Regions from separate parts of the Homo sapiens genome. Here all the other regions are linked to region 3. A link is a contact called in ENCODE Hi-C or POLR2A ChIA-PET data. All regions are on one chromosome and are shown on one strand. Each heading gives the region's core, a stretch centred on a gene start or an enhancer-like site at or near the end of the contact. The rest is flanking DNA. Distances are from core to core; before and after follow the strand shown. Region 1 overlaps SNX29 (sorting nexin 29). Region 2 overlaps SNX29 (sorting nexin 29). Region 3 overlaps SNX29 (sorting nexin 29).

The links. A loop is a pair of places that touch in the nucleus more often than their neighbours do. ChIA-PET counts read pairs that join two places held with the same protein, here RNA polymerase II (POLR2A). Pooled maps may share reads with other maps.
Region 1: a loop to region 3 is called in a pooled map, with 2.6 times the contacts of the local background. The contact joins two enhancer-like sites. A Hi-C loop is called at or near these places in 3 of 168 maps with a recorded cell type or tissue (HepG2, heart left ventricle and sigmoid colon) and 3 of 50 pooled maps. POLR2A ChIA-PET finds 5 or more read pairs at or near these places in 2 of 52 experiments (HepG2 and activated naive CD4-positive, alpha-beta T cell).
Region 2: a pooled map shows a loop between it and region 3 (7-fold over the local background). The contact joins two enhancer-like sites. A Hi-C loop is called at or near these places in 8 of 168 maps with a recorded cell type or tissue (Ramos, esophagus muscularis mucosa, heart left ventricle and 3 more) and 10 of 50 pooled maps. POLR2A ChIA-PET finds 5 or more read pairs at or near these places in 2 of 52 experiments (WTC11 and activated B cell).

The regions. Positions count from the first base shown.
Region 1 is chr16:12,290,841-12,293,680 of GRCh38, forward strand. All of the region lies in intron 15 of SNX29 (sorting nexin 29), which reads left to right. Among named protein-coding and RNA genes, the nearest start is that of SNX29-AS2, 80 kb to the right of the region's middle. Within about 2 kb of position 1,316, at least 2 of the 41 ENCODE cell types and tissues checked have a DNase peak (open chromatin) inside an H3K27ac peak, as active enhancers do.
Region 2 is chr16:12,321,812-12,324,512 of GRCh38, forward strand. All of the region lies in intron 15 of SNX29 (sorting nexin 29), which reads left to right. Among named protein-coding and RNA genes, the nearest start is that of SNX29-AS2, 49 kb to the right of the region's middle. Within about 2 kb of position 1,390, at least 4 of the 41 ENCODE cell types and tissues checked have a DNase peak (open chromatin) inside an H3K27ac peak, as active enhancers do.
Region 3 is chr16:12,078,993-12,081,692 of GRCh38, forward strand. All of the region lies in intron 11 of SNX29 (sorting nexin 29), which reads left to right. It also overlaps the pseudogene RPS23P6. Among named protein-coding and RNA genes, the nearest start is that of SNX29, 100 kb to the left of the region's middle. Within about 2 kb of position 1,304, at least 8 of the 41 ENCODE cell types and tissues checked have a DNase peak (open chromatin) inside an H3K27ac peak, as active enhancers do.

The sequences.
Region 1 (2,840 bases), core at 66-2,565, 210 kb after region 3:
TGATTCTGGAAGCTTTGTGTTCCATGATGCATAGCTAGAAAATGATACTGACCTGGATCCCTGAGTCACTGCTTGGAGGAGAGTTTCTCTGTTGTGTTGCTGGATCCACTATAGACTTTTTAAGAGCAAGAATTGAATGGTATCTATTCAGCTTGTTATTTACCACTGAGTCGAGCCTGTCGTGGTAATCTCGAGGAAGGTAATCCTTTGGCCTCAGGAAAAGTCTGGCTTTAGCTGTGGCAAATGCTTGATACTTGAGCTGTGTTACGAGGCTCCTGTTTCTCTCTCTTTAGTGCTTTCCTCTTCCCTTTCTGGGTTGACATCATTTTTGGTAGCTGTTATTAGTCCATTGTCACGGTGCTGATAAAGACATGCCCAAGACCGGGAAGAAAAAGAGGCTTAATGGACTCACAGTTCCACATGGCTGGGGAGACCTCACAATCATGGCAGAAGGCAAGGAGGAGCAAGTCATGTCTAACATGGATGGTGGCAGCAAAGAGAAAGAGCTTGTGCAGCCCCTTATACAACTGTCAGATCTCGTGAGACTTGCTCACTGTCACGAGAACAGCACGGGAAAGACCCGCCCCCATCATTCAGTTACCTCCCACTGGGTCTCTCCCACGACACGTGGGAATTGTGGGAGCTACAATTCAAGGTGAGATTTGGGTGGGGACAAAGGCAAACCATATCAGTAGGTTTTCCTCCTCAGGGTCACAGATGGCTGTGATCACCCCTGGGCACATAGTTTTTCTTCCAGGTTCACATTCATAGGAAACAGCAAGAGTCTCTCCATTCTTGTCAAAAACCTTATGTTTACTCTGTAGAGTTAACTTAGGTTCCATTCTCTCTTTTCAGCTGATCACAGGATCTGGCTTGTGCTAAGACAGGGAAGAGCTCCATTGAGACATGGAGAAGGGAGATTGGGGAGAGGGATGGATCCCCAGATGAAAACTGGGACTGTTGCTAGGGGAAGCGGATGCCATGGTGGCAGAAAACCAAGGTTCACTTCAGTGCTCAGTGCATGAATGAATGGATGAGTGAGTGAAGAGTGAGTGAGAGCCAGATCAGTGGATATATTGAAGAATCAGCCCTCTCCCTTGCCTTCGGGTGCTCACAGCCTACTAGTAGAGTTAGCGTCATAAAACAGTAATTTTTAGCAGCAAGCAATCAGTGAATCAAAAGAAGAGGGAAATTGGCGCTGTCAGATCTGCTGGTGGAGGGGTTGTGGTTTGGGGTGTATTAGACAAGATAGTGCAGAAATGTTCATTTCGAAGCTGGGCTTTGCAGGTAGAATAGGACCTTGCCAGTGAGACAGGGTGGGGAAGGGCAGTCCAGATGGCAGGAACAGCAGGTGCGAAGGTTTGGCCACCTGGGCGTGTCAGGTGGCAACTGACTGATAGACCGTAGAGTGAGACAGAGGCAAGACGCCTCCATAGTTCCTTTTTTAGCACTGTTTGTCATTCCTACTAGAGAGAGTCTTTTAGGTTTCAGATGCTACAATTAATGTTTCTTTTTCTGAAAGTGGTAGGATTGGAAAGTTCTCCCTTTTCCTCGTTTTTTCTGTGTCTTGATTCTCCCTAACACAGGTGCATGTGGAGAGCTGCACCTTCCTCCCGTGGCCGCTCTTGGCCTTTGGATAGGAATTTCCTCTTAAGTCCCCAGCCAGTCATTTCAGACCCATTGAGGAAGATAGAGTTTTGTCAGGTCAGTGGTGCTGAGAGGCTTCTGTTTCTTAAAGGTGCTCTTCTAGTTGATTGTAAGGGGCACTGCCAGAAGACTTTCAGCTTGAATGGCTTGTAGCAGTTTGGCTTGGAAGACATCTTGTAAAAAGCGTTGACTCCAGGTGCCCCGCCATTTTAGAAACATCCCCCGATATGTAATAGTGAGACTTAGGACTTTGCTTCTAATAGTGTGATATTCTTGTTTGTTTAATTTGAAGGATCTAAAACCTTCTGTTGCCTCCCTGTTCTCTTCCTCTGTGAGGCTGATACAAGGCACAGTGGCTCTAGTGTTAGTTAAGCTTGTAAGGATCAGAGATTTTACTAACCTTGTTTAAGTTCTTACAGAAGAATTTTTGCTAACGTCCAGCTGAGGAACTTTCTTATGTAGAATAAATCAAAATTTTCACCAGAGTAGTTCACTCTTATTAATGAATGAATAATGAATAGACAAATTATTTAAATCTAAATTAATATAATTGACACCATTTAATAAGCATGTACTATGTGTCAAACATTGCAGGGGCATCATATACATCTTTTTATTACTATACATATATTTTCAAAGAGATGCGGTCTTGCTATGTTGGCCAGGCCAGTCTTGAACTCCTGGCCTCAAGTGATCCTCCCACCTTGGCCTCCGAAAGTGCTGGGGTTATAGGTGTGAGTCACCACGCCTGACCCCATCATATGCATCGTGTCATTTAATCTTCACGACAACCTTGCAAGGTAGGCGGTGGTGGATGCTGAGGCTCAGAAAGGTTGAGTAGAATATCCCGAGTTGCATAGTCAGCAAGTGGCAGAGCTGACGTCTGGACCCAGTTCTGATAACAGCAGTGACTGTGATCCTGCTTTCCTGCTGTTCAGACAGTGTGTTTGTTTCCGAAGATTAGCCAGCCTGCGGTAGAGGTTAAGCTCATCGTTTCTGTTTCCTGACACATTTTATGACTGTCTTCTGGTGGAAGACGTTTCTAAAGCCTGAAAGAGACTTGAAATTGGACTTGGAATGACTTTGAGGTTTTGTAGCTTCTCCTGATTGATTACAGTGCAAATTAACTAAATGAATTATTTAGCTCAACTAATAGCGTGCTTTCATCCAATAGCTTGGTAGAAAGAACATAT
Region 2 (2,701 bases), core at 140-2,639, 240 kb after region 3:
AAAGAGCACAGGTCCTGATGGGACTTCCTTGGTGGGGTGGGGAAGACAGAGAGCCGGGGATATCACAGCTGTGCCAGGGAGGTGGCCCAGCGTGGATGAGCTTTGGGATTTGTGTTAGTTAGGGCCCCGATTCTGGCTGACTCAAACATCAAAGCACCTGTCGTGGTTCACGTGATGGTGAAGTCCAGGTAAGGGGGGATTCCAGAGGAGGTTCAGGCTGTCGTCGGGGTCCCGGTCCTGTGTCTGCGTGACACAGTCCTACCTGGTTCCCTTCACTGGAGGAAAAATGGCTCCAACAGTGCCAGGCTTCTCCCTACCTGCAGGTTGAGAACAAATGCTTGTCCCTGCGTCCTAAGCAGGGGACCTAGGGTAGAACCCATAAGGCCAGTCACGCTAGTGATGGGAGTGGGGAGAACTCCCTGAGTGGCCTAACCTACATCCTGTGTTCCACGCTGGAGCTGGGCGAGGAGTCAGCTTGCCCAGAACTGCATAGGGTCTCTGGTGGAAATCAGGGGCTATCGCAAGAGAGGGCAGGGAGGGGACCCTGGACTCCAGCACCTAGTGTTCATGACAGTTCTCTTGGGATTCTGTCCCATGTAAAGTACAGAGTCTAGTCCTGGATTTGAGAAACTTCTCTGATCACATATCCAATTGTTAAAAAGAATTGTGGGTTACTGCAATATACATTTGTTTGTTTGTAGTGTACATAGATTCTTTATAATATACAAAACAAAAATCAGGAACTTATTAAAGATGATGAATAGAAACTAAGGTGGAGTTCTAATACTCCTTTGGGTAACTTGGGGATCATCTCAAGCATCCTGTGCTGGAGACCTCTATTAGGATGCAGTCACTGGGGACTACCATTAGGACGCGGTCGCTGGGGACCACCGTCAGGACTTGGTCACTGGAGACCACCGTCAGGATGCAGTCACTGGAGTTACTGGGGGACCACCGTCAGGATGCAGTCAGTAGGGGGCCACTGTCAGGATATGGTCACTGGAATCACTGATGACCACTGTCAGGATGCGGTCACTAGGGGACCACTGTCAGGATGCGGTCACTGGAGTCACTGGGGACCACTGTCAGGATGCGGTCACTGGAGTCACCGGGGACCACTGTCAGGATGCGGTCACTGGAGTCACCGGGGACCACTGTCAGGATGCGGTCACTGGAGTCACCGGGGACCACTGTCAGGATGCGGTCACTGGAGTCACTGGGGACCACTGTCAGGATGCGGTCACTGGAGTCACCGGGGACCACTGTCAGGATGCGGTCACTGGAGTCACCGGGGACCACTGTCAGGATGTGGTCACTGGAGTCACTGGGGACCACTGTCAGGATGTGGTCACTGGAGTCACTGGAGTCACCGGGGACCACTGTCAGGATGTGGTCACTGGAGTCACCGGGGACCACTGTCAGGATGTGGTCACTGGAGTCACTAGAGTCATTTCTGTGCTGTGGCATTTTAATGTCGTTACTTTGAGTCATTCCTTTTCTCCAGTCGTGAGTTGTGCTGTCTGCCCACCACTACTGATTTAATATTTTCTTTAAATTTTCTCTCACTTTTTACCTAAAGTAAACTCATTTGTAAAGAAAACGAGCATCATTTGCCATCAATAGAAAAATAACTTCAAAAGTACCATGATGAATACAAAACAGTAGGTTAGTGTCTAGTCAGCCACTGTAGTCTGCCTAGAGGTTTTAAAAAAAAAAAAAAATGGTGAACAAAGGTTAGCAGGCAAAGGCAGATGAGCCTCGACTTGAAAGACTGAGAAGGCATGAGAAAGGGAAAAGCTTTGTCTGGCATCCAGCATTGTTCACTGTCGTATCCAGGCACCACAGAAAACCATCTTGGTTTCCGAGTTCCATGCTTGGGGAGACACTGGTGGGGTGATTAAGGGTGTGGGCACTGAAGCCAGGTGGCCTGGAGTTTGAGTGCCATTTTTATCCCTTCCCTGTGCCTCGTCTTCTTCATCTGTGATGTGGACCTCCCTCCCAGAGATGTTGGGACTAGATGGAGCAGTATTTTCAAATGTCTTCATGTATGACATGCAGTTGTTAAGTACTAACTTTTATTATTACTGGTTTAAGTTGTTGTTTAAACTGTTCCAGACTTTTTAAGGAATATTTTCAATTTGAAAATATAGAGATTGATTGTAAGTGTTCTGTGATCAAACTGATCCTAGAGAAGAATATGACGTACTCCCTCAATTTATCCATGGGGCCTGAGATCCAGCCAGTCTGCAGAGACCCAGATTGGACCATCGCAGTGTGCTGGGGTTTGTTTCCTCATGTGATTATAAACTTTCACATGAGACTGGGACCTGTTCTAGGCATTTTTGGGGGTCATTCCATGGGCTTTTGGGGGGGTCCCATGAGTTTACATTGAGGACAGCATCCTTGGAGCCTCAGAAAACTGAGCAGCCCATCACCACTGGTCTCTCGGTGCTGCAGAGGCAACTTGGATGCCAGCAAGTTCCAGGCCAGTGGTATAATGAGGCATGAAGTCCCAGGAGGACTGGGAGGAAGACAGGAGTGTCCAAACAGGATGACCTTTCTCCTCTCCAGCTGATTCTCGCCCTGTGGAAATGCTCTTGGCATTTCAGTGCTGGCATCTGTTTTTTGTTTGTTTGTTTGTTTGTGGAGATGGAGTCAGGCCATGTTGCCCAGGCTGTTCTCAAATTCCTGGGCTCAGGCG
Region 3 (2,700 bases), core at 54-2,553:
CTAACCCTGTGACTGTGGGTTCACGTCAGGTGTGTACGTCCCTGGTTGTAGACTGGAGGTGTGGTACGTGCTTGTGGATATCCAGAACCGTGGTTAATGCGTGGCGCTTGGGCGTGTGCGCGCTAAAGGGCGTGCCTCAGGATGGAGCAGCCTTGCCGTAGACTTCTGTGGTTCCAGGTTTTGGGGTTTGCCTCCCATAATGCAGTTAGCTACAGAGGACCTATTCTAGTTGGATTTCCTTTGTAACTCTGAAGGACTCATTTTTGTAAGTGAAGAAGAATATGTCTCTCCAAGATGATTAAACTTTGCTAATGATCAGGCTTCAACTGTTTCCAACTTTACTACCTAGAAAAAGTATTAGAGATATAGCAAGGAAGACTAGGTTTGAATGGCTTTGTATAACAAAGAATAAACCAACTGTTATGTAAACTGACGGGTGCTCCTGGTATCTCACTGGTGGCTTGAGCCAGCATTTGTCCCATGGCCTCCCCTGGAGGCAGAGGGGGCACTTGTTCCCAATTAAAAAAAAAAATTAGCTTTTGTTGCTAAGGAAGGAAGAAGGCGTTTGGGAGGCACCTAGCATTTTCTGATTCAAGGGTGAAGCAGGAAGTGAGCAGACACTATGTAAACCAACAGTTGGTTTATTTTTTGTACACAAAGCCATTCAGACCTACTCTTCTTGAAGTTCCGGTGGTTAAGGAGATGTGATGGAAATTTCTCTCTATCCAGAGGTAGATGGGCTGGGGCTGGTATGTGGCTCCACGGCCATCAGAGACCGGGACTCCTCCTGTCTTGCCTTGTAGACCAAAATAGCCATTTTAGCTCCAGCCATTTCATTCTCATTCCAGGCGGCAGGAAGGAGGAGAGAGCAGAGAGACTTCGTCTATTTCTACATATAGGATTCAGGGGCCTGAGCTTGGATAGGGAAAAAAATTACAATGTTTTTCATTTAGCTCTGGGTGAAATATAGTATTTTCTTCAATCATGATCATTCTATTTTGATGTAATTGGTTTCCTTTGTGATATGGTATGTTTTATATATTTTAATACATTTTCCTGAATAGGAGCCCATGGTTATTCCTAGATTACAAAATGGGCTCTTGGTACAAAAACGTTGAAGCTCCCCCGACCTTCACTAGAAGGTGCTTACAGTATACCACTCGTGTCTTGGGCCAGCATTCATGTCATGGTCCCCCTTGGCTGCAGAGGGGGCAATTGTTCTTGATAAAAAGGAAATTAGTTTTTGTTGCTAAGGAAGGAAGAAAGAGTTTGGGAGGCACCCAGCATTCTTTGATTCAAGGGTGAAGCAGGAAGTGAGCAGACACCGTAAGGCTGCTGCGTGGGAACGGCTGGCCGCACTTTTTGTATGTGAGCATGTGTGGTTTACTGTGGCGCTGCTCAGCCCTGAACTCCGCTGAGCAGGTGTTAATAGATCACTCAGTCCATGGGACACAGGGTGGGTGAGTATGTAGCTGGCTGCTTTTCACCTGTCAATCTTTTGTTTACCACAGTACTGTTACTTACCCTATAGTTTACTTTATTATTCATTTTTATTTATTTATTTTTTTGTAGAGTTGAGGTCTCACCATGCTGTCCAGGCTGGTCTTGAACTCCTAGGATCAAGCGATCCACCCGCCTCAGCCTTCCAAAGCGCTGGGATGACAGGCATGAGCCACCGTGCCCGGCCTACTACAGTTTACTTTTTTTTTTTTTTTTGAGACAGAGTCTTGCTCTTGTCTCCCAGGCTGGAGTGCAATGGCACGATCTCAGCTTACTGCAACCTCCACCTCCTGGGTTCAAGCGATTCTCCTGCGTCAGCCTCCCAAGTAGCTGGGATTACAGGCCCACGCCCGGCTAATTTTTGTATTTTTAGTAGAGATGGGGTTTCGCCATGTTGGCCGGGCTGGTCTTGAACTCCTGACCTCATGATCTGCCGGTCTCAGCCTCCCAAAGTGCTGGGATTACAGGTGTGAGCCACCGTGCCCAGACTGTAGTTTACTTTTAATGATGCACTTAAACAAATTGAATTCCTTTATTTTTTGAAAAAGGAAGCTTTATCTCACTACTGTAAATGGAGAGTCACTATGAGTTAACGAAACCAGCAGGTCGCTGTAAAATGAAGACAGTGGAAGGAAACTATTACTAAGTGTGCCTGGCGTGGTTGCCTGCCCTGGGTTCCGATTGATACCCACTCTTGTTGTTCAAAAGAGAGATGAGTGCTGCTTCTTTTTGGCCCCGGCCTGTGGCAAGTATCTCAGTCTTCATACTGCTGGGAAGCTCTGTAACCACCAGCAAGACCAGAAGTGGGGTGATCAGCAGTGCAGGAAAGCCCATTTGGGTGCAGTCCCCGCACCTAGCCCTTTTGGAAGTGCTTCTCCAAAAGGGAATTGTGCCGGAAAAGTAGGGATTGAAACCAAACAGCCACATCCTGCCATCAGGATGCTCTTTATGGCCCCACTGACCAAGAAATCACAGCTTCTGTACTCAGTGATGACTGCTTGACTTCAGTTGAGGACAACAATGAAGTTCTGTAGCCAGGCGTGGTGGCAGATGTCTGTAATCCCAGCTACTCGGGAGGCTGAGGCAAGAGAATTGCTTAAACCCCGGGAGGTGGAGGTTGCAGTGAGCCGAGATGGCGACACTGCACTCCAGCCTGGGTGCCAGAGCGAGACTCTTTGTCTCAAAAAAAAAAAAAAAAAA